Regions from separate parts of the Homo sapiens genome. Here all the other regions are linked to region 1. Evidence: chromatin loops called from intact Hi-C (ENCODE). Cell type or tissue: endothelial cell of umbilical vein. All regions are shown on one strand. Links, peaks and the distances in the headings refer to the core of each region. The heading gives the core; the rest is flanking DNA.

Region 1 (7,724 bases), core at 1,091-6,090:
AGAAGGTGAGACAGACTCTGAAGCAGCTACCCAAATGCACTGTGGAAAAGTGCATAGTTCCAGGCTTGGACAAACATATGCACTTAGGGATCCCAGAGGAAAGGGTAATAAACTGCCTGGGGACTAGGGAGGGCTTCGCTGAAGAGCTGATGGCTGGGAGAGTCAATAGAGTTTCCATCAAAGAAAGAAACAGCAGAACCACAGGTGTGTGGGTGGGGGATCTTACCTAAGTTTTGGGGCTGAGGGAGTGGTCGGGGAAGAGACCAGTGTATTAAGACCTTGTGGGCCATGCTGTGGGGTGTGAAGTTTATCTGTCAACAGGGCCTCGGGGTTGTTTTCGGCATGACTGCTACAGAATCATATCTTGTTTCAGAAAGGCTGGCATGCAGTGCAGAGGAAAGATTTAGGAGTAGATTATAGACACAGGGAAGTTGGGAGGAGGTAAGGGTTGCTGAGCAAAGGCAGTGGCAGAGAGAGAGAGGCAAGAGATGGGTGAGCGAATTCAGGGGAGGTGCCCCTAAGTGATGACAGATTCTCTATGGGCATGAGGGAAAGGGAGGGAATGGGACAAGGTCAGGTGCTCTGGCTGTGGTGGATAGGTGGGCAATGGTGCCATTAGCCGAGATAGCCTGGGATCTTCTCATCACTCATCCTTTTAAAGTCTGTTTCCCAGTCCTGGCCACATGTTAGCATCATTAAAGCTTCAAACACATACCCATATTTGGGCCCCATCCCCTACTAATCGGGCTCTATGAAGATGAGGCTCAGGTGTTGATGTTTATAAAGGCTCATGCAGCCGGGGTTGAGAACTACTGACGTGATCCCCTAGGCAGAGATCATTCCTCCCTGCTCTGCATATGCCTTTGTCTTCCAGACCTCTGTTATTGCTCTCCCATGAGTATTTATTTATTTATTTATTTATTTATGAGACGGAGTCTCGCTCTGCCACCCAGGCTGGAGTGCAATGGCACCATCTTGGCTCACTGCAACCTCCACCTCCTGTGTTCAAGAGATTTTTCTGCCTCAGCCTCCCAAGTAGCTGGGACTACAGGTGCGCACCACCACGCCTGGCTAATTTTCGTGTTTTTAGTAGAGATGGGGTTTCGCCATATTGGCCAGGCTGGTCTCAAACTCCTGACCTCGTGACCTGCCCAGTTTGGCCTCCCAAAGTGCTGGGATTATAGGCATGAGCCACTGCGTCCGGCCTCCCATGAGTATTTATTAGCAGTGGAGCTCACCAAGAACAATGACAAGAATGGACATTTCCAGGGAAACTGGCTGGACCTGATCTTGGCCTTCAGGAATTCTTTTGTAAAACCGTCATATCACCAGGCCCACAGAGGACAACATTTTACAGGCATTTCAGTCAATTACACAGTGATAATTCACTGAACAAATCCTTTGGGATCACAGCTGCTTTATTGAGATCAGGTCTGTGCACAAAGAGGAGGCCCAGGGAAAACACAGTGGGGCTGTGTCAGGTGGCGTCCAGAGGGCATGGTGCAGCTGTGGGCCTGGCTTGGGGCAGGACATTTCTGGGATTACAGGGCCCTGCCCCAAGCTTCTCCGTTGAGGGGGTAGGGAGGGCAATGCAGAGAGTGAGAGGGTGCCAGGGCAGGCTATAAGCTAATTTGCCTCTTGAGAAGTAGGGTAATAATAAGGTTGGAGCAGAGAGGAAATCTTTGTCCTAAGGCAGTGCTTCTCAAACTTTTGTGGGCCCAGGAATCACCTTGTTAAAATGTGGATTTTGACTGAGCAAGTGGGATCTGGAATACTGTGTTTCTAACAAGTGCTGATGTGACGCCAATGCATCTGGCCCAAGGAATACGCTTAGAATAGCAGGATCCCAGAATGCATCTCTATTTTTCTATATGACTTTTAGATCAGTTGTGTATTTAGAGAACATAAAGTTTTTAAAAAGCTCTTTAAAATTTTATCCTTTTCAAGATTGTCTCGGAAAACTTTGCATTATTTGAAAAGATACTTCGAAAATGGAAACTGAATGAATAGCACTGGAGTGCAGTGGCGAGGTCTCAGCTCACTGCAACCTCTACCTCCCAGGCTCAAGCCATCCTCCCACCTCAGCCTCCCAAGTAGCTGGGACCACAGCACGTGCCATCACACCTGGTTAATTTTTTGTATTTTTGGTAGAGATGAGGTTTTGCCGTGTTGCTCAGGCTGGTCTCGAACTTCTCAGCTCAGGCAACCCACCCGCCTTGGCCTTCCGAGTGCTGGGATTATAGGTATAAGCTACCTACCGCACCTGGCAAGAACATATAAACTAGTCTACTATGTTCTAATTATAAAACTTTTTTTTAAATTTTTTTTCCTTCCTGGGAATTTGAGGGATCAGGATTGACCTTTTTTACTGGGGAAATCACCTGTGATTTCTGGAAAGGTGGGGAGGGCTGCTGGTCCCTTAATGTCCCTTCTAACCAGCTTGTCAATGCTTAGTATTCCTTTGACAGTGGGCAGGTCTTTCATTTTGCAACAAAGGTTTGCCTGAGGCACTAGCTCACAGACTTCATTCATACTAAGGTGTGAATGACAGCAGAGGAGCTTAGGCTTTGTTGGGGTGATAGAGAGAGAAAGAGAAAGGAAGAAAGAGAAAGACAGCTGAAGACAAATGAGGATGCTGGTTAGCCAGAGGAGGTGTATATGGTGGCACAGAATTATTAAGGGGAATGAGAGTGGTGGAGGAGCAATTAAATATATCTACCTCTAACTTCCCAATTTTTCGACTTTTCTCTTTTTTTCTTCTGCCCTGTCATCAGCACGTTGGTTGCTCTCTCCTCCTCCACTCTGTCATCCTCTTGCTATTCTTTCCCTTCGGCCCTCTAACAGTTCAGTTTCAGGTGTAAAATATTTTGGTTCAGGAGGGACTGGATATCAACTAGACCTAAGATTTTGTGATTTACATTCCCCGTCCTAAGAAAAGGAATTATGTTGAGTGAACAATGACCAAAGCTGGACAGTTCCCCCTGGTGGTCAGCACTGCGACAACACGATTTTCCTCTATCTTTTATTCATTAATTGGTGAATTTGAAAATAATCTGTTAAGCCCCAAACATGACAGACATTGTGCTAAGGACAGACATGACACCTGTCCCTGTGGGGCAGAAAGTCTGAAGAGGGAGTGTGTTACTAAACATTGTAGAGCATTTAGCATTTTCAAAAGCCTTAAAAAATAAGCCAGAAAACTTGAAAGGAAAAAGGCTTTTACCATTTTTAAAGAAAAGCAGGTAGAAAGGTTTTGTTTCTGACATTTTTTGTACCACTAAGTCTTCAATTTGGGTTTAGTTCTTCAATTTTCATCGTAAAATTTCCCCAAATAATTTTTTCTTATAAAGTGTGAGTATCAAATCAGATCATGTGTAGTATAATTTTTAACTCCGAATGTGTAACATTCACAGTCCCTTTATTAGCAAAATTATAGTAATTAAATAATACTGGCTTTATAATTGAATAGCACTTTGCAAAATAATATGTCTGGCTCATCTATATTGCTATAGAATACTACTGCCCCAGTGCTGTATGCATATGAACTGGTTAATCCTCACAACAGCCCTTATAAGGTTCAGGTTATCCTCATTATCCACATTTTTAGATGAAGAAACTGAGGCTCAGAGAGATAAGCAATTTGTAACCCTAGCCTTAACCACTTTGCCATAACAAGACAGAAGAATGCCTGCAGTAAGTGTAAATGAACTTACTGTATCCTCACTGCAGACAGAGGACTAAAAAGAGTAATGGGGTTTGCAATCTTTCTGGGTGTGTGTGTATGAGAATGAAGTTATCACTTGCCTCCAGTGATCAGGTTGTTAAGAGCACCTCAGAGGCCACTGTTGTCCTACCCTTCCTGTAAGTGGTAGAGATGGCTAATGAGCATCTGTTGGTTAACTGATTGATGATTTCTCAAGGCTTTTTACAGCCTTAGAATTCTATTAGTCACTCTACAAGAAACAGGTTGTATGGAACGAAAGGTAATTTATCTTTTAAGAATTAAGTGAAATCCTTTAAACTCTTGTTTTTGTGCCTAAAGCTATATTCTGATGGAAATGCTCTTTCTCTAGCTATGTCAGTGGTACAGTAATTTAATCTGGTTCTTGAAATTACTCTTTATCTCATACATTTATTTAAGTAAAGATAGCCACATTAGATATGGAGATGCTATGAACAATGCAACAGAATCATGGAATGTTTGTAAAGCTGCTGCAGTGATTACAATGAAAATATTGATCATTTCCTTATAACACACACACACACACACACACACTATATGACCCCCATCTAAAATCTTTGAAATATATCCAGTATCTCTGGGTCTGGCACTGAACCTGGCCTGGCATAGCACAGATGCTCAATAAGTGACAAATTGAGTGAAAACCAATATTAGATTAAAATATTAAAGGCCAATATGCCCATTTCTACTCTGTATAGCTGTTCCAGTCAAAGTATTTTGGAAGGATGAGTGAGAATTACAGTAGGGAAAAATAATTTGTTCCACTGAAAAAAGAATTCTTGGCCTGGAACATTTTCTGAAAGTTAAGTTTAACTTTTAAAAATCAGAATTTTAAAATAATGCGACTTAATTTGGGCTGAAGTTTATTTTTGAGTTATCTGTAAATAGATGGTAAGGAAATGAATAAATTAATAATTATAAGATGTTACTCAGTCTAAGAGAAAGAGGCTTGTACAGGTCTTGAGCACATTGTAGCCAAATAATTATGTTTAATATAAATATTACTCATATCTTTTAATTAAGGAAAACAATTAAGTTTAAGCATATTACTATATTGTTTAATATAAATTAAACATTAATATTAAAAATATTGCTTAAAATAAATATTTAGCAAATTATATTAGTATAATATAGTAATTATATTGTTATATACTAATATAATTTGCTAAATATAGTAATATTTCTAATTAATATTAGTAATATTTCTAATTGAAAACATTTTTAGGAGTTCATCTGTGCCTGCATATAGTAATATATTTTTTATTTTTATATTTTTGCCATTCTTATTCAAAATAGTAATGAAGTTGTACTTGTTTTTAAAGCTAGTACTTAAAAATGGCAGACAGCTTTCCCCCTAGTTGGTGCAAAATTGTAGATTTTCATGGTATGTTGTTTAAATGGAATTTGCACTGCTGCAGTGCTAATGAAATTCCTTATTAAGGAGAGAGATGAGTGCCTTTTATGTTCAAGAGAAATGTTCAATGGCCATTAAAATACTTTGACTATTTGATTTTTTTTCCCTCGAGGTCTAGATCATCCCCATTGTCTGTCATACAAATTAGAGCTTGGATCAGACCAAGAAATTCCCTCTGATTGGTATCCATTTGCTACTGTTCAGTTTTCCGTGCCTGACACCTGTGCCTCAAGGACAGAGGTCAGGTCTCTGGGAGTGGAGAGTGATGTCCAGCCACAGAAACATGTTCAGCAGCGAGCTTGCTACAACATCCAGGTACATCCCAAAACTTCTAGAACTGTGACCTGATTTGGCTTTAAATATTTGTTTTGCTGTCTTTTGTGATCGTGTATGTGTTGTGTGTGTGTGTATATGTGTGGTGAGATTTGCCCTAGAGAGGATCTCAGCTATGGAAACTTGATGGCCACCATTGAGCTTAGTTCTTCCTATCCATTCTGGAGAATGTTGGGAACACTTAATAATTTAGCTCTCAATGAAAAACAGGACATTAAAAATGAATCTACATTTTAGAAGCATATTTATAATAAAAATTATGATGTTAGGACACCATTTCTCAAAATATGTGCTGCAGAACATGTGTCCCATATAATTATCCAACAAAAGAATAAGTTGGGGAATGCCGTATACTAAATTAATGTTAAATAAAGGCTCCCAAGAAGTCCTGCAATAAGGAAACTTGTTAAACTTAGTTAACCCAGTTTTTCCCAACTCATTGGCTATTGTGTCTTGTCTTTGTGGGTATGTGTATGTAAAACACTTATCCCTATCTTGTGGAATAGTGTTCTGTGGAGCATGCTTTAGGAAATGCTGAGTTACTCTATTATGGTAGTTTTCAGTTTTTTTTTTTTTAAGACGGCATCTCACTCTGTCACCCAGGCTGGAGTGCAGTGGCATTATCTTGGCTCACTGCAACCTCCGCCTCCTGGGTCCAAGCGATTCTCCTGCCTCAGCCTCTCAAGTAACTGGGATTACAGCCACCCACCACCACACCCAGCTATTATTATTATTATTATTATTATTATTATTATTATTCTATTTTTAGTAGAGATGGGGTTTTGCCATGTTGGCCAGGCTGGTCTCAAACTCCCGACCTTAGGTAATCTGACCCTCTCGGCCTCCCCAAGTGCTGGGATTACAGGCGTAAGCCACCATGCCTAGCCTATTGGTAGCTTAAAGTTTTATTTTAAATTTTTAAATAGAGATGGGATCTCACTATGTTGGTCAGGCTGGTCTCAAATTCCTGGTCTCAAGTGATCCTCCTGCCTCGGCCTCCCAAAGTGCTGGGATTACAAGCGTGAGCCACCGTATCCAGCCTGGTATTATGGTAGTTTTAAATGTTTGCCATCAGCTCTTCTGCATTCTTAGGCAGATGAACTAAAGGAGGACATACACTTACATCTGTTTCTAAACTTGTTTTCCCTTCTTATCCTCAAGTTTAGTAGATATATGGATGTCTCCTGCCACATATTTCCCACAGTATCTTGAAATGGTGATGCATCTTGCTGATTTTGTTTAAAAGGTTTTCTTTATTTTGAGACAGAGTCTTGCTCTGTTGCCCAGGTTGGAGTGCAGTGGCATGGTCTCGGCTCACTGCAACCTCCGCTTCCTAGGTTCAAGTAATTCTCCTGCCTCAGCCTCCCGAGTAGCTGGGATTACAGGTGCCTGCCACCACGCCTGGCTAATTTTTTGTGTTTATAGTAGAGATGGGGTTTCACCATGTTGGCCAGGCTGGTCTCGAACTCCTGACCTTGTGATCTGTCTGCCTCGGCCTCCCAAAGTGCTGGGATTAGAGGTGTGAGCCACCACACCTGGCCTAAAAGTATTTTTAACTAGAAAATATTTCAAAAATCACAAAAATTAAATAGTGCATTACAGACAGGTGGTTCAGTTTAGAATGTATGTTTCCCTTCTGTCTTTCACATGAGCAACATTTTATAATTTCTAATAGCATTTATTTTATTTTTAAAAATTTAAATTTTGCCTGTTACACAGCCCTCAGGAGGTCCTGAGAACATGTGCCTCTCAAATAGCATTTTAAAATCTATGTGTTGCTTGACTTGCAGCAAAGATTAATGCCATTCTGATTTTCTACTAATTTATTTCTATTAAAAATAGTGATATTATACATGACATCGCTAATATCAACTGGGTTTCCTATACTATAGTAATGTGAGTCAGGATTTTTCTTTATTTTGGACTATCTGTTTAGAAGTCTATGTTTGGGTCCAGTTATCTTTTTCTACTGATAAAAGTAATGATAGGTAGTGCTGTCCTGTGCAGCCCCTTCAGACCTGAAGGATGTATTTCCCCAGCAGGTGGGAATTGCCGCCGCTGAAGATAGCTGCCTTTCCTGAGGTCATGCCTCCTTCCTGGAATCTATGCAGGGGTGTATAGGCCCCTTTGCATCAACTTGGGCTAACGCTGTAGGTCAGCCCAGCTTCAGCTCTCCAGGGCATGGACAGAAGCCTTCATTCTGACTACATTGCATCCCAGCTTCTCTCTCTGCCC
Region 2 (7,724 bases), core at 1,698-6,697, 730 kb before region 1:
GCCTCTTTAACTTAAGCTCCTCAACTCATTTTCAGTTCATCTATAAAATGGAGATAATCATGGTGCTTACCTTATAAAATTACTGTGAAGATTAAGTAAGACTGATAATACTTAACAGTACCTGGCAGAGATGACCTCTCAACATTAGCTATCATCATAATTGAGATGGGATACTGAAAGTTACCAAGGTCCACTCAAAATGTATTTCAAATTCCACCTGGAGGCTTAAAAAAAGTTATCCAATTTCATCTTCTAAAAACTCTTATGAGGTAGAAATAATGATTTCTATTACAAAATACTACTCATGACAGGTATTTAGAATGGTTCTAGAAGCTTAGAAGATAATGTTAAATCCACAAATGCCAAGTGCTGACCACAGATAAAAATGAATACTGTTCCCTTTAAAGTATCAGTAGTCATTAGGAGAGGCTATAAAACTATTCCAACAATCCTGCCAGTTTCAAAGTATGTATCACATTAATTCTTTCCGAACTATAAAAGTATGTTCACTTAGAAAATTTGAATAAAGAAAAAACACACAAAAGAGAAAACAGTTACTTAATGTCTCAGTTTAAGAATATTCTTTTTTTCTTTTTTTTGAGACGGAGTCTCGCTCTGTCACCCAGGCTGTCCCCAGGACTTTTTTTTTTTTTTAAACCTACCTATCTCTACCTTTATTCACTGTGGTCCCTACTGCTTAGAACACCCCTTTCTTTTCTCTCTACTTAATGTTTACTGTTCAGTCAAATCTCATGTTCTCTATAAAGTTTTCCACAACTTTCCCATCTTAGACTTATTTGTAATTACAACTTGTAAAAAGTCAAGTCAAATATGGAGTATTAGAAAGAAAACTATGAATACTGGGGGGTAAAGTGAATAAAATAAAAATAAATAAATAAATAAATAATAGAAAACAGAACCTAGCTGTATGACTGGACAAGTCAATTAACCTCTCTAGAATTCAATTCTTTGCCTGCAAAATGAGAGGGACAAACTAGATCAGCGGTTCTCAAAGCATAAATTAATTAGAATTATGTGGAAGTTTGGTTAAAACAGATTGCTGGGCTCCACCTCCGTAATTTCTGATTCAGAAAATTAGGGAGGAATGAGAATTTGCAGTGCTAACACGTTCCCAAGGGATGCTGATGGTGGTGGACCAGGATCACGCTTTGAGAACCATGGGAGTCAAAGAAAAGTCTTTGAATGCCAAGGTAAAACAACTGATCTTTATTCTGTTTTTTTTTTTGTTTTTTTTTTTAGTGGAAAAATTTCAATTACTGTTGTAACATTCATCAAACCTTTTATTAAGAGATGGCTTTGGCAGCAACGTGCATATAAGAAACTAAGGCACAATAAAAAAGACTCCTTCAATATCAGCAATAAATTAGAAAAAGGCCTGGATTAGGGTGGTGGTAGTAAGAATAAGAACAAAATAGAACATGAAATCAGGAATCACTTTCTAGAATTGTGAGATCACTATATCATTTTTAGGGATTTAGTGTTCAAGTTACTTTCTTAGTACATTTCAATTTCTAATGTTTAAAATTAAAAATTTGGGGGAAAATGACAGACTAGGTAGACTCATTTTTTTTTTTTGTTTTTGAGACAGGGTCTCACTCTGTCGCCCAGGATAGACTGCAGTGGCATGATCACAGCTCACTGCAGCCTCGACTTCTGGAGCTCAAGTGATCCTCCCACACCTCAGCCTCCTTAAGTAGCTGGGACCAAAGGCGCACATTTGTTTTTTGCAGAGATGGGGTCTCACCATGTTCCCAGGCTTGTAGGTAGACTCATTTTATCTCCAAGACTATTTAATGTAATTAGTAAGAAAATAAAAAGATATAAACCCCTACAACAAAGAAAACAGGATGGACACCATCAGTGTACATAAGAAATTTCAACAGATTTCTGGAACACACAAAAATAAAGGAATGTGGCCAGGTGCAGTGGCTCATGCTTGTAATCCCAGCACTTTGGGAGGCCAGAGTGGGCTGATCACCTGAAGTCAGGAGTTCGAGACCAGCCTGACCAACATGGTAAAACCCATCTTTACTAAAAATACAAAATCAGCCAGGCATGGTGGTGCATGCCTATAATCACAGCTACTTGGGAGGCTGAGGCAGGAGAATTGCTTGAACCTGGGAGGCAGAGGTTCCAGTGAGCCAAGATTGTGCCATGGCACTCCAGCCTGGGCAACAAGAGCGAAACTCCATCTCAAACAGTTCAAAAAAAAAAAAAGGAATGTTGCCTGGTGAAGCAAAGTAGAAAAAGCTGTATTGCCTGGTAAGATATAGATGAGCCTACAACAGAAGACAGAGATATCAAGTTCATTCAAAACCTGAGCAAAAGCCAGGCATGGGGGTGCACACGTGCAGTTCCAGCTACTCAGGAGGCTGAGGCAGGAGGATCACTTGAGCCTAAGAGTTCGAGGCTGCAGCGTGCTATCATTACATTATGCACTCCAAGCCTAGGCAACCAAGTGGAATACCGTCTCTAAAGATGAAAAACAAACAAAAACCTCAGAGAAGCTTTTAACTCAGAAAATGCAAGTACAACAAAGGACACAGTGATATGTGGATCTCAAAACAAGCCAAATCTCACCAAACCACCAAACAAGCATAAAGATAGATTAAATAGATTTCCAGACACACAGAGACTTATAAAGTTAATCTTCTCCACAATCTTTCTTAAGAAATTACTTGAAGACATATTTCAGCAAAACTAAGGTGTAAACACCAAAAGAGGAAGACACGGTATGCAGCAATTAATGGACTATCTCAGGAAAGCAACAAAGAGAAGGAATCCCATGATAAAGGGTATAAAATAGGTCCAAAGAAACCAGTATACATTGGAAGAGGGCTCTGGGAATGAAATGTCCTTGAAAAAAAGTTATAGATTAGATAGTAGGAAACTTGGAAAAACTTGAGGACATAAAAGGCTGTAAGTGGTATGTAAAAAAGAATCCATCAAAACAGCTAGAAATAATCTTTTGAGTGGCCTACGGACAGTTGTATCAGTTAGTGGAGAACAAAACATAATTTTAGCACATATTCAGCACTATAGAGGTAAAATGTCCATATTCGTAAGGTGAACATTTACTTTTTAACTTCAACAATCAACCTACATATAAATCAATGAAGAAAACTTCACTAACAATAGGATAATTATATTATCAACTGTGATAATGAAAATGTAGAACTGAAACAGTACAATGTAAAAGGCAAGAACCACGAATGTCGTAATACAAAGGACGGAGTCTACAGATATTATCCAAGTTGAAGAAACATAAAATTAAGCTTTAAGTATATGATTTAAAGCTATACTGGGATGAGTTGGATGGTAAGAATGTTGTATGTAGACCATCACAGCAGAAATCAATAGACAATGTTTAAATGTGATAATGGGATAAACTCTGAGCAGCCAATATAGACATTACACTATTTATGCACAGAAACTCATCTACTTTAGTCAAAGTTCACCACTCAGGATCTTTACTTTGCACACAATTCTTTTAATTAGGGCACCAGATTTCCAAGTCTGCATACCTAACAGTGCATGTGGATTTACTAGAGATTATAAAATCAGTATACAAACTGCCCCATAAACAAACAACACACCATTTGTTTGGAGAGAAAAGATATACACAGCCATTAATGAGCAAGAAGGTATTTTTTTTTTTAAATCAGCAGAGACAGGGTTTTGTTTTGTTGCCCAGGCTGGTCTCAAACTCTTGGCTTCAAGTGATCCTCCTGCCTCAGCCTCCCAAAGTGTTGGGATTATAGTCGTGAGCCACCACACCTGGCCAGAAATTTTATGGTCTCATACAGACATACATATAGCTATACTATATATGCAACCAGATCATGTGAGACAAGTAAAGACTACAAATATAAAATAAGATGCTGTATCTGCAGTACAACTGATCTACATAGAAGCTTAGAAAATCAATAAAAATAATCATGGGGGGTAGATTTCATAGCAGGGATAGGGATGTGGTTTAGGGGTAAGATAAGGACAGACCATGAAACATGAAAAACTACATGTTCAGAGAGAAGGGACATTAACAAATGAGCAAAGCTAACTCAGGAGCTTTGTCACGAGAAGTCACAGTAAACTCGAGAAGGAAGTCTTCAGGAACTCAAAGTCATTGAATGAATATACAAAACTGGCAGACGCAGGACTACAGAAATATTTTTTAGGCAAGCCTGTTTCTTACCATCAAAATTACAAGACAGCCTTTGCAGCTGGAAATACAAGAATCATAAGGCAGACGCAGCAGACTTTTAAAAATCGCCATTATTTTGTCCTTTATATGGGCAAATATATATATATACACACACACATACATATATTTCAAATCTTTACCAAAGTAGATGAAATATCGCATTAAAGAACAGCAGATGGCGCCAAAATATCTTTTTAAAAAAATCATTGCCTTGGGTCACTATAAAAGAGCGTAAACTAGAAAAAAAAATACAAATTATCCAAGTTTTATTTTTATTTTTTTGAGGCGGAGCCTCACTCTGTTGCTCAGGCTGGAGTGCAGTGGCGTGATCTCAGTTCACTGCAACCTCTGTCTCCCAAGGTTTCGCCATGTTGGCCAGGCTGGTCTTGAGCTCCTGACCTCAGGTGGTCCACCCACCTCGGCCTCCCAAAGTGCTGGGATTACAGGCGTGAGCCACCGTGCCCAGCCCACTTATCCAAGTTTTCATGTAGTAAATCTACAGACTGATGTCAATAACAATGTTCTAAAGCATGAGTACTTAATGAAAAACATAATACAGGCCAGGCGTGGTGACTCACGCCTGTAATCCCAGCACTTTGGGAGGCCAAGGTGGGCAGATCACCTGAAGTCACGAGCTCAAGACCAACCTGGCCATCATGGTGTATCCCCGTCTCTACTAAAAATACAAAAATTAGCTGGGCATGGTAGCACATGCCTGTAATTCCAGCTATTCAGGAGGCTGAGGCAGGAGAATCCCCTGAACCTGGGAGGCAGAGGTTGCAGTGAGCTGAAATCATGTCATTGCTCTCCAGCCTGGGCAACAGAGTGAGACTCTGCCTCAAAAAAAAAAAAAAAAAAAGAAAAGAAAAATGAAAAACATAATACAAATGCAAAAACCTGAACTGACTTATCTAGAAAAAGGGTCGGGCGCAGTGGCTTATGCCTGTAATGCCAGCACCTTGGGAGGCCAAGACGGTTGGATCACGAGGTCAGGAGTTCAAGACCAGGTCAACATGGTGAAACCCCGTCTCTACTAAAAATACAAAAATTAGCTGGGCGTGGTAGCCCGCGCCTGTAATCCCAGCTACTCAGGAGGCTGAGGCAGGAGAATGGCTTGAATCCGGGAGGCGGAGGTCGCAGTGAGCAGAGATCGCGCCACTCTGCACTCCAGCCTGGGCGACTGAGCAAAACTCTGTCTCCAAAAAAAAAAAAAAAAAGAAAAGAAAAGAAAAGAAAAAGTATTAATAGCTATAAAATTAAAGGAATTCATATCAACATTTACTTCAACTCTTAATGGCACTAACAGAACTAATGAGCAATACAGGTAATTTAAAGCCACTCTTCAGAGATACGTATTTCCTTTCTTGATTCTAGGATGCGATGTATAAGCAGAAACACTACAATAAAATGTACCCAACTAATCTGAAGATCATCCAGAGTTCAAAATATTAAAATACAAAAATAAAAAATGAAAAAAAATTAAGGATTTAGAGAACTTGTGCCAAAGTCAATGGTTCGCTTTTATCATGATATTGGAGTTAAGACTGAATTCAATTTCAGATGTCTTGGAGGATTTTTTAAAAAAAGATTAAACTAATTTCACCGATTGGTGCTGTGAAGAGAGGTTGGGAAAAACTTGGCAAAGATTTAAAAGTAACAGGCTCTAGATGATTTACATACATACACAAAAAGAGTATATTTCCATAAATGGATGAGACCTCAAGAAAGATTCTCTTCCAATCCCTTGTATACAAACAGCTGAAGCTTTACTCTTGTCTTTCTTATTTGCAGCCCTCAAAGTGTTTTCACAGTTACGCTTTCAAGGTAGCTGGGGGGTTTACACCCTTCAAGCACTGAAACAGAATTTTAACTTTAATCATTTTGATTAAAAATATTTCCAAACCCAATTATGTTGTCTTTTAAGACAAGGATATTCTTAAAATAATATTAATACTTTCATATTATAAGATAATCATTAGGATCATGAAATAGTCTATTTTTTTGTGCTAGGATGAGACCTGAGATTGAGGCCCCATTTATCAGTACCAAGCTATTTTCTAGAATAAGTTATCCTAAATGCTTAGTTTGAGATTCTCATGAAAAGTTCATAGATTTTCCCCCCTTTCTTGCTGTCATGTTGCTGTTTCTAGCTGTCCATGGGCTAACTATAAAATCCTCTCTTCTCTGATAAACCGATAAAATAAGCTTAGGAGACATGTCTGTTTTTAAAGTAAGAGTAAACGGGCACTAAATGAGAGCTTAAGAGGTTTTTTCCAAGAAAGAACATGGGTTTTAGAACTATGCTATGCTGCTCAGAAGTCTTTATTGCTTCTGTTTCTTAGTGTTAAATGAAACTGCTGGGCACTTTATTCCAAATAGTTAAACTACTCATTTTTATCACTGTGCCCTGACTAGCTAACTCATTTGCCAGAGAGCACAGAACCAAAGAATCTCCAACAGCCAGGGCATGAGAAATTGGCTATATTTCACATGGCTAGCTAATAAATTTAAACAACAATTATGAATGTAAGTTTTCAATCCTTAGCCTTAAGAATTATTTTACCCTGGATTTTTTTTTTTTTTTTTGGAGACAGAGTCTGGCTCTGTCGCCCAGAGTGGAGCGCAGTGGCACAATCTCGGCCCACTGAAACCTCCGCCTCCCAGGTTCAAGCAATTCTCCTGCCTTAGCATCCCAAGTAGCTGGGACTACAGGTGCATGCCACCACGCCCAGCTAATTGTATTTTAGTAGAGACAGGGTTTCACTGTGTTGCCCAGGCTGGTCTCGAACTCCTGAACTCAGAAAATCCACCTGCCTCGGCCTCCCAAAGTGCTAGAATTACATGCGTGAGCCACCACGCCCAGCCTACCCTGGGTTATTAACTAAGGCTAATCAAAACTTTTCCCTGCAGGAGAGAGAGAGAAAGAAAGTCAAACCAGTCACATAGAATAACTGTGTTCCACTGGAAAATAGGAAAAAAAAAAAATCAGTTGTTTTCCCCTATTTTTTTTTTTTTTTTTTTTGAGACGGAGTTTCACTCTCGTTGCCCAGGCTGGAGTGCAATGGCGCAATCTCGGCTCACTGCAACCTCCACCTCCCGGGTTCAAGTGATTCTCCTGCCTCAGCCTCTGGAGTAGCTGGGTTTGCATTTTTAGTAAAGTCACTACGTCCAGCTAAGTTTGTATTTTTAGTAGAGATGGGGTTTCTCCATGTTGGTTAGGCTGGTTTCGAACTCCCAACCTCAGGTGATCCACCCGCCACGGCCTCCCAAAGTGCTGGAATTACAGGCATGAACCACCACGCCTGGCCTTCCCCTATTTTTAAGTCTTAAACTGGGAAGTGTAGCCGTCCTCAAACTTAGTTGTACACTGTGTACACTTATGTATCTTGTAAAAACATATACATCCACACTTCCTATGGAGTAGATATTGTAATTGACTTCATAATATTCATTCTATCCCATATGAATAGTCTGACCTTTTTTTTTTTTTTTTTTGAGA
Region 3 (5,000 bases), core at 1-5,000, 79 kb before region 1:
TTCACAAGCAGCCATCGAATACATGTTTGATAAGCTGATCAGTAGTGACAGCTTGTTGGAATGCAGGAAAGGGGGAGGACAGCAAACTGAATGGCTAGCAGTGGAAATGCTGAATCACTAAGCCGGCAGTCCAGCAGGCATGGATCCTCATTGTTTGGTTCTGAGTTAGTGTCTCAGACTTGATTGTCCTTTTCACAAGGACCTGTGCCTTGCATGCCTATATTCCTCTTTGTCAGGTTCATTGCTGAGCACAGAATAGATGTTTGGTTAATAGGAGGCGGTTGACTTGGTTGGCTGAACTGCCCTAAAATTTTGTGAGAAATGAAATAAGTAGCTGAGGAATTTTTTTTAGGCTGTTTGATTTCCAAGACATTTAGTTATTTTAGTAAATATCTTCTGTGCAATTGTGATTCAAGAATTTTTAAATTGTCCTACTTTTTCCTTATTGGTAAACAGGAAGTGGTGACCTCCCCCCTCCCACATGACTTTACTGCTCTGAGCGCCTTATGTTGACATAGCATTTGCATGTGTTTCAACAGATTCTCCTTGTCAGTAACCTTATCAGAAAGTTTAGTGAGCCTTTTAATTTCATACCCTCTTTGAACAATATTGTGAAATAGGATTTTTCTTTTATCGTTTTGATCTACACACTCTCTGGATAGAGTAGGATTGGTAGAACCCCTAAAGAAAGCAGCCTGGAATTTTTGCAATCTTGTGCTCATTTTTTCCCTTGTAAGTAGCGCATAATCTGTAGGGTAGGATGGTAAAGCTTTTATTGCTCCTATAATGTGGTCTCTAATGAAGGACTTAAAACACAAGAAAAGTACCTTAGGATCCATAGTGCGTGGTCAGAAGCTCCTGATAACTTTTGTAATAATCACTTTTCTTTTTATCTAGTATAAATATAAATGAATTCTAGATAAATCTAGAAAGTTCTTATGTAAAGAACGGGTGCTGTGGCTCACACCTGTAATCCCAGCACTTTGGGAGGCTGAGGTGGGCAGATCACTTGAGGTCAGGGGTTTGAGACCAGCCTGGACAACATAGTGAAACCCGTCTCTACTAAAAATACAAAACTTAGCTGGGTGTGGTGGTGCATGCCTGTAATCCCAGCTACTCGGGAAGCTGAGGCAGGAGGATCACTTGAACCCGGGAGGTGGAGGTTGCAGTGAGCCAAGATCATGCCACTGCACCCCAGCCTGGGCAACAGAGCAAGACTCCGTCTCAAAAAAAGAAAAAAAAAGAAAGTTCTTATGTATTATATATAACCACTGGTCATCAGGCTAGAGTGAAGAAAAAAACATTGATCTTAAGTTGGTAGACTTTTTTCCCCTTACTGAAATGACAAAGCTGGGGGCCACTTCTTTCTTAGGTGTACTCTGATGTGTGACACAATGCCTATAGGTATTCAACAGATTATTTGTGGAATGAATGAGTAGCTTTGGCTTTGAGAAGTGTTTTTAACAAACTTTCCCGAAGCAAATTTGGTTTTAGAAAGTGCTCCCTCTAGTAATGGAATGTTTTCTGATTTTACAGTGCCGAGCACTGTCTAAAAGACTGGCCTTGGCTGAAAAGTCTAAGGAAGCATTGACAGAAGAAATGAAACTTGCCAGTCAGAACATCAGCAGACTTCAGGTGAGTTAAGTGTTACCTGAATGGTTTTAATGTTTTTTCATTGAAAGTTCTTTGGTAGCAAAGCAGCATTTCTTTTCCAAAGGCATTTGATCTCTAGATATGCTTTTTAAGATAACCACTGTATTTCTGATTCATTTAAAAATAACATCTTACTTATGTTAGGCAAAAAGTAGTTGTATTGTTTCTCTGACTTGATTCTAATTGTAAATCATTTTATAGTCGGCTTTTGCTTAAATAATACTTATTTACCCAGAATTTTTCTTTCCCCTTCCTTGTACATACCCATCATGGTGAGCTGTAGGCTTGTTCTGTACATAGTACTCTGTTCCTTTTCTTTCCTGTTGCATAAAACGGATCTAAACTGAAAGGTGGGGCTATAACATTCCTTCTTACTCACTGCCTGGTTTTAAATCTTTGTTTTCAGAAAGCCTCTGCTAATAAAAACATGATGCCAGGCAAGGAAAAAACACAGCACTACAGCAACACCCACTTCCTCTTTGCTTTAGATTCATTTATCAGATTAATTAGGCACACAGGATTAGATTTTAGGCAGCAGAAGAGAGCATGAGAAATGGGAAGAGAGATGAAGGGTGCTTCTTTCAGGGACGGTGCTGCCGGGAGGGCTGTAGGCCATCGAGGCATAGGATGGAGGCAATGTGTTGTAGGCCTCACCTATGGCTCAGCAAAACCTGAGGGAATTTGGAAAGATAATGAGGCCATATGGCTTTTCTTACAATTTTATACCTGGCATAGAAAGAAACCCTTAAATTTTTGCAAAGAAATTATGAATCTACTTTGGAGGCTGAGAAAAACTTGTTGCCATTTCTTTTAACTTTGTTCTCTTGTTAGGCCTGGGCCTTAAGCTGCATGTCAATTGATCAGATAGACCATCTTTATAGGTTGCTTTTACAAGTAAAAGAATTTTTTTAAAAAATTGATGTAAATAGTTGTACATGTTTGGGGGGGACATGGTATTTTGATTATTTTGATACCTTTGTACAGTGTGTAATGATCAAATCAGGGTCATTTGGAGGTCCACCACCTCAAACATTTATCTTTGTGTTGGGAACATAATAATTCTTCTTTTGTAGCTATTTTGAAATATACAGTAAATTATTGGGAAACTATAATTTCCCTACTCCACATTTTTCTTTTGTGAATTAAAAAAGCTTCAGAGTGGTACGACTCGTGGGATGTTGATTTTTGTCTTTTTCTTTGCTATTTAGGATGAGCTGACAACTACCAAGAGGAGTTACGAGGATCAGTTAAGTATGATGAGTGACCACCTGTGCAGCATGAATGAGACATTATCTAAACAGAGAGAAGAGATTGACACACTAAAGATGTCCAGTAAGGTATGTGAGGTGAGGTGAGGTAGTCTCTCTGCAATATAATATTTAATGTGAGGTATTTTATTGTTATGCATTTCAGGAGGAAGAGGACATAAGATTTAAAGTGTTTGTAAGGGCCAGGGGCAGTGGCTTAAGCCTGTAATCCCAGTACTTTGGGAGGCTGAGGTGGGAGGATCCCTTGAGGCCAGGAGTTGGAGAGCAGAGTGGGCAATATAGTGATACTTCATCTCTACAAAAAAAAAAAAAAATGAAAAAATAAGCCAAGCATGAGGGCCTGTGCCTGTAGTCCCAGCTAGTTGGGAGGCTGAGGTGGGAAGATTGCTTGAACCTAGGAGTTTGAGGTTACAGCAAGCTATGATTGTGCCACGGCACTCCAGCCTGTGCGACAGAGTGAGACTCTGTCTCTAAAAAAGAAAAAAAAAAGCATGTATAAATAATTTTCCTTAATATCATTTGTCCTTTTTTCCAAAAGTATTAAGTGTCTTTGGCTGAATTAAAAGCTGAGAAAGTCTGGCCTCTAAGGCTTTAATACTGTATCAGCTGCTTTTTGGCATTTTTGGCATTTCTCCTACTGTTGCAGAAAAGTTAGGGGGACTCACAAAGGGCTTTAGGAAAGGATTGCTCTTTGTTTATGTAAGACCTAAAATGGTACTGTTGAAGAGTAAATGTTAGAAAATTTATTCTCATAAATGTTAATATAACCTTGGAATGTCTTACCCTTTTAACTAGATTTCCTTTCCCATAATCCTTCTGCTTGCCCAGACTGAGATAGTAGATGTTGGGCAATATGTTTAGGCTGAAATGCATATCCACATACCGTGTCTTTATTACTGTAACAACGTATGTACTGTTTTGCCATGAAAGGTAAACTTTGGGAGGCCAGGGGCTCACTTAGTTGGCATCATCTCATGTGCTTAGTCCATTTTCATAACTCAGTATTATACCACCATCAGCTGGGATTTACCATCTCCAGCCTGCAGTCTTTGAGATCTGCTGCTGCCCCTTTGTGATTCAGCAGGCATTTATTGAGTTCCTGCTGTGTATACTGGGGAGAAATAGAGATGAAGAAACCATGGCTTTATTTTAGCATCTGCTGTTGGTGTTAAGGACAGGATTCTGTTCATTTAGGGTCTTCTTGGAAAATACGTCATGTTAATGCATTGGAATCTGCATTATATATGATTTTGTTTATCAACATAGTTTCGTGATATTCATTGATTGCTTGCTGCTTTGGAGGCTGTCTCTGATGCTTTTCTGGGCTGTTTCTGTGATTATTGTAATCACCCAATATGGTTCTCATTATGGTTCTCCAGTTACTTGTGGTTCAGGAAACTTGAGCTTGGGGGTAAGGGAGTTGGCGATCAGGGGGCTGGTCCTTTTAAGGAAAGCCTCCCTTAACCTTTTGGTTTCTTGTTATTCCATATTCCAGCAGAGCAATATCTAATTCACAAGTTATATTCTTAGTAGTGGTAGAAAATACACACATTGAAGAGGTCGTGTTTTGGGTTTTCTCATGGTATGTATAATTTGTTTTAGTGTAGTAGTATGAGAAAGCCTGTTTTAGCACCTAAAATTTGAAAAGAAGTAGCAATAATTTTTGAAAACTTTTCAATCTCTGGAACTTCAGAAGTATTTGGTTTTGAATTGAGAAAGGTACATGTTGAGTACAGCAAAGCTCATTGTCCTGAAGGTAATTGGATTGCAGCTACTTCAGAAGTTAGGGAATTTTCAAGTTTCCTCTGACTTTTTTTTTTTCTTTGATGGAGTCTTGCTCTGTCACCCAGGCTGGAGTGCAGTGGTGAGATCTTGGCTCACTGCAACCTTCACCTCCCAGGTTCAAGAGATTTTCCCACCTCAGCCTACCTAGTAACTGGGACTACAGGCATGCACCACCATGCCCGGCTAATTTTTTTTTTTTTTGTATTTTTGCAACAGGGTTTCACCATGTTGCTCAGGCTGGTCTCAAACTCCCAGGCCCAAGTGATAAGCTGGCTGCAGCTTCCCAAAGTGCTG

What was found. Hi-C counts contacts between places; a loop is a spot of excess contacts. Peaks named below come from ENCODE experiments on the same cell type or tissue, not always from the same donor. Only the 100,000 strongest peaks of a DNase experiment are listed, where the experiment ranks them.
Region 2: it touches region 1 in a loop (4-fold over the local background); 2 of 110 quality-filtered maps call a loop at or near these places.
Region 3: it touches region 1 in a loop (5-fold over the local background); 15 of 110 quality-filtered maps call a loop at or near these places.

The regions. Positions count from the first base shown.
Region 1 is chr2:48,586,385-48,594,108 of GRCh38, forward strand. STON1-GTF2A1L (STON1-GTF2A1L readthrough) reads left to right here. Exons shown (of 11, transcript NM_001198593.2): 3 at 5,269-5,471. STON1 (stonin 1) reads left to right here. Exons shown (of 4, transcript NM_006873.4): 3 at 5,269-5,471. Among named protein-coding and RNA genes, the nearest start is that of GTF2A1L, 28 kb to the right of the region's middle. In endothelial cell of umbilical vein, for the core only: a CTCF peak has its summit at 2,995 (motif pointing left); a DNase peak (open chromatin) is centred at 2,977.
Region 2 is chr2:47,853,617-47,861,340 of GRCh38, forward strand. All of the region lies in intron 1 of FBXO11 (F-box protein 11), which reads right to left. Among named protein-coding and RNA genes, the nearest start is that of FBXO11, 49 kb to the right of the region's middle. In endothelial cell of umbilical vein, for the core only: no CTCF peak of the experiment used is centred there; a DNase peak (open chromatin) is centred at 4,415.
Region 3 is chr2:48,508,479-48,513,478 of GRCh38, forward strand. PPP1R21 (protein phosphatase 1 regulatory subunit 21) reads left to right here. Exons shown (of 22, transcript NM_001135629.3): 20 at 1,537-1,635; 21 at 2,862-2,990. Among named protein-coding and RNA genes, the nearest start is that of STON1-GTF2A1L, 19 kb to the right of the region's middle. RefSeq lists enhancers at 1-114, 115-889. In endothelial cell of umbilical vein, for the core only: no CTCF peak of the experiment used is centred there; DNase peaks (open chromatin) are centred at 123 and 2,033; H3K27ac peaks cover 2,146 bases.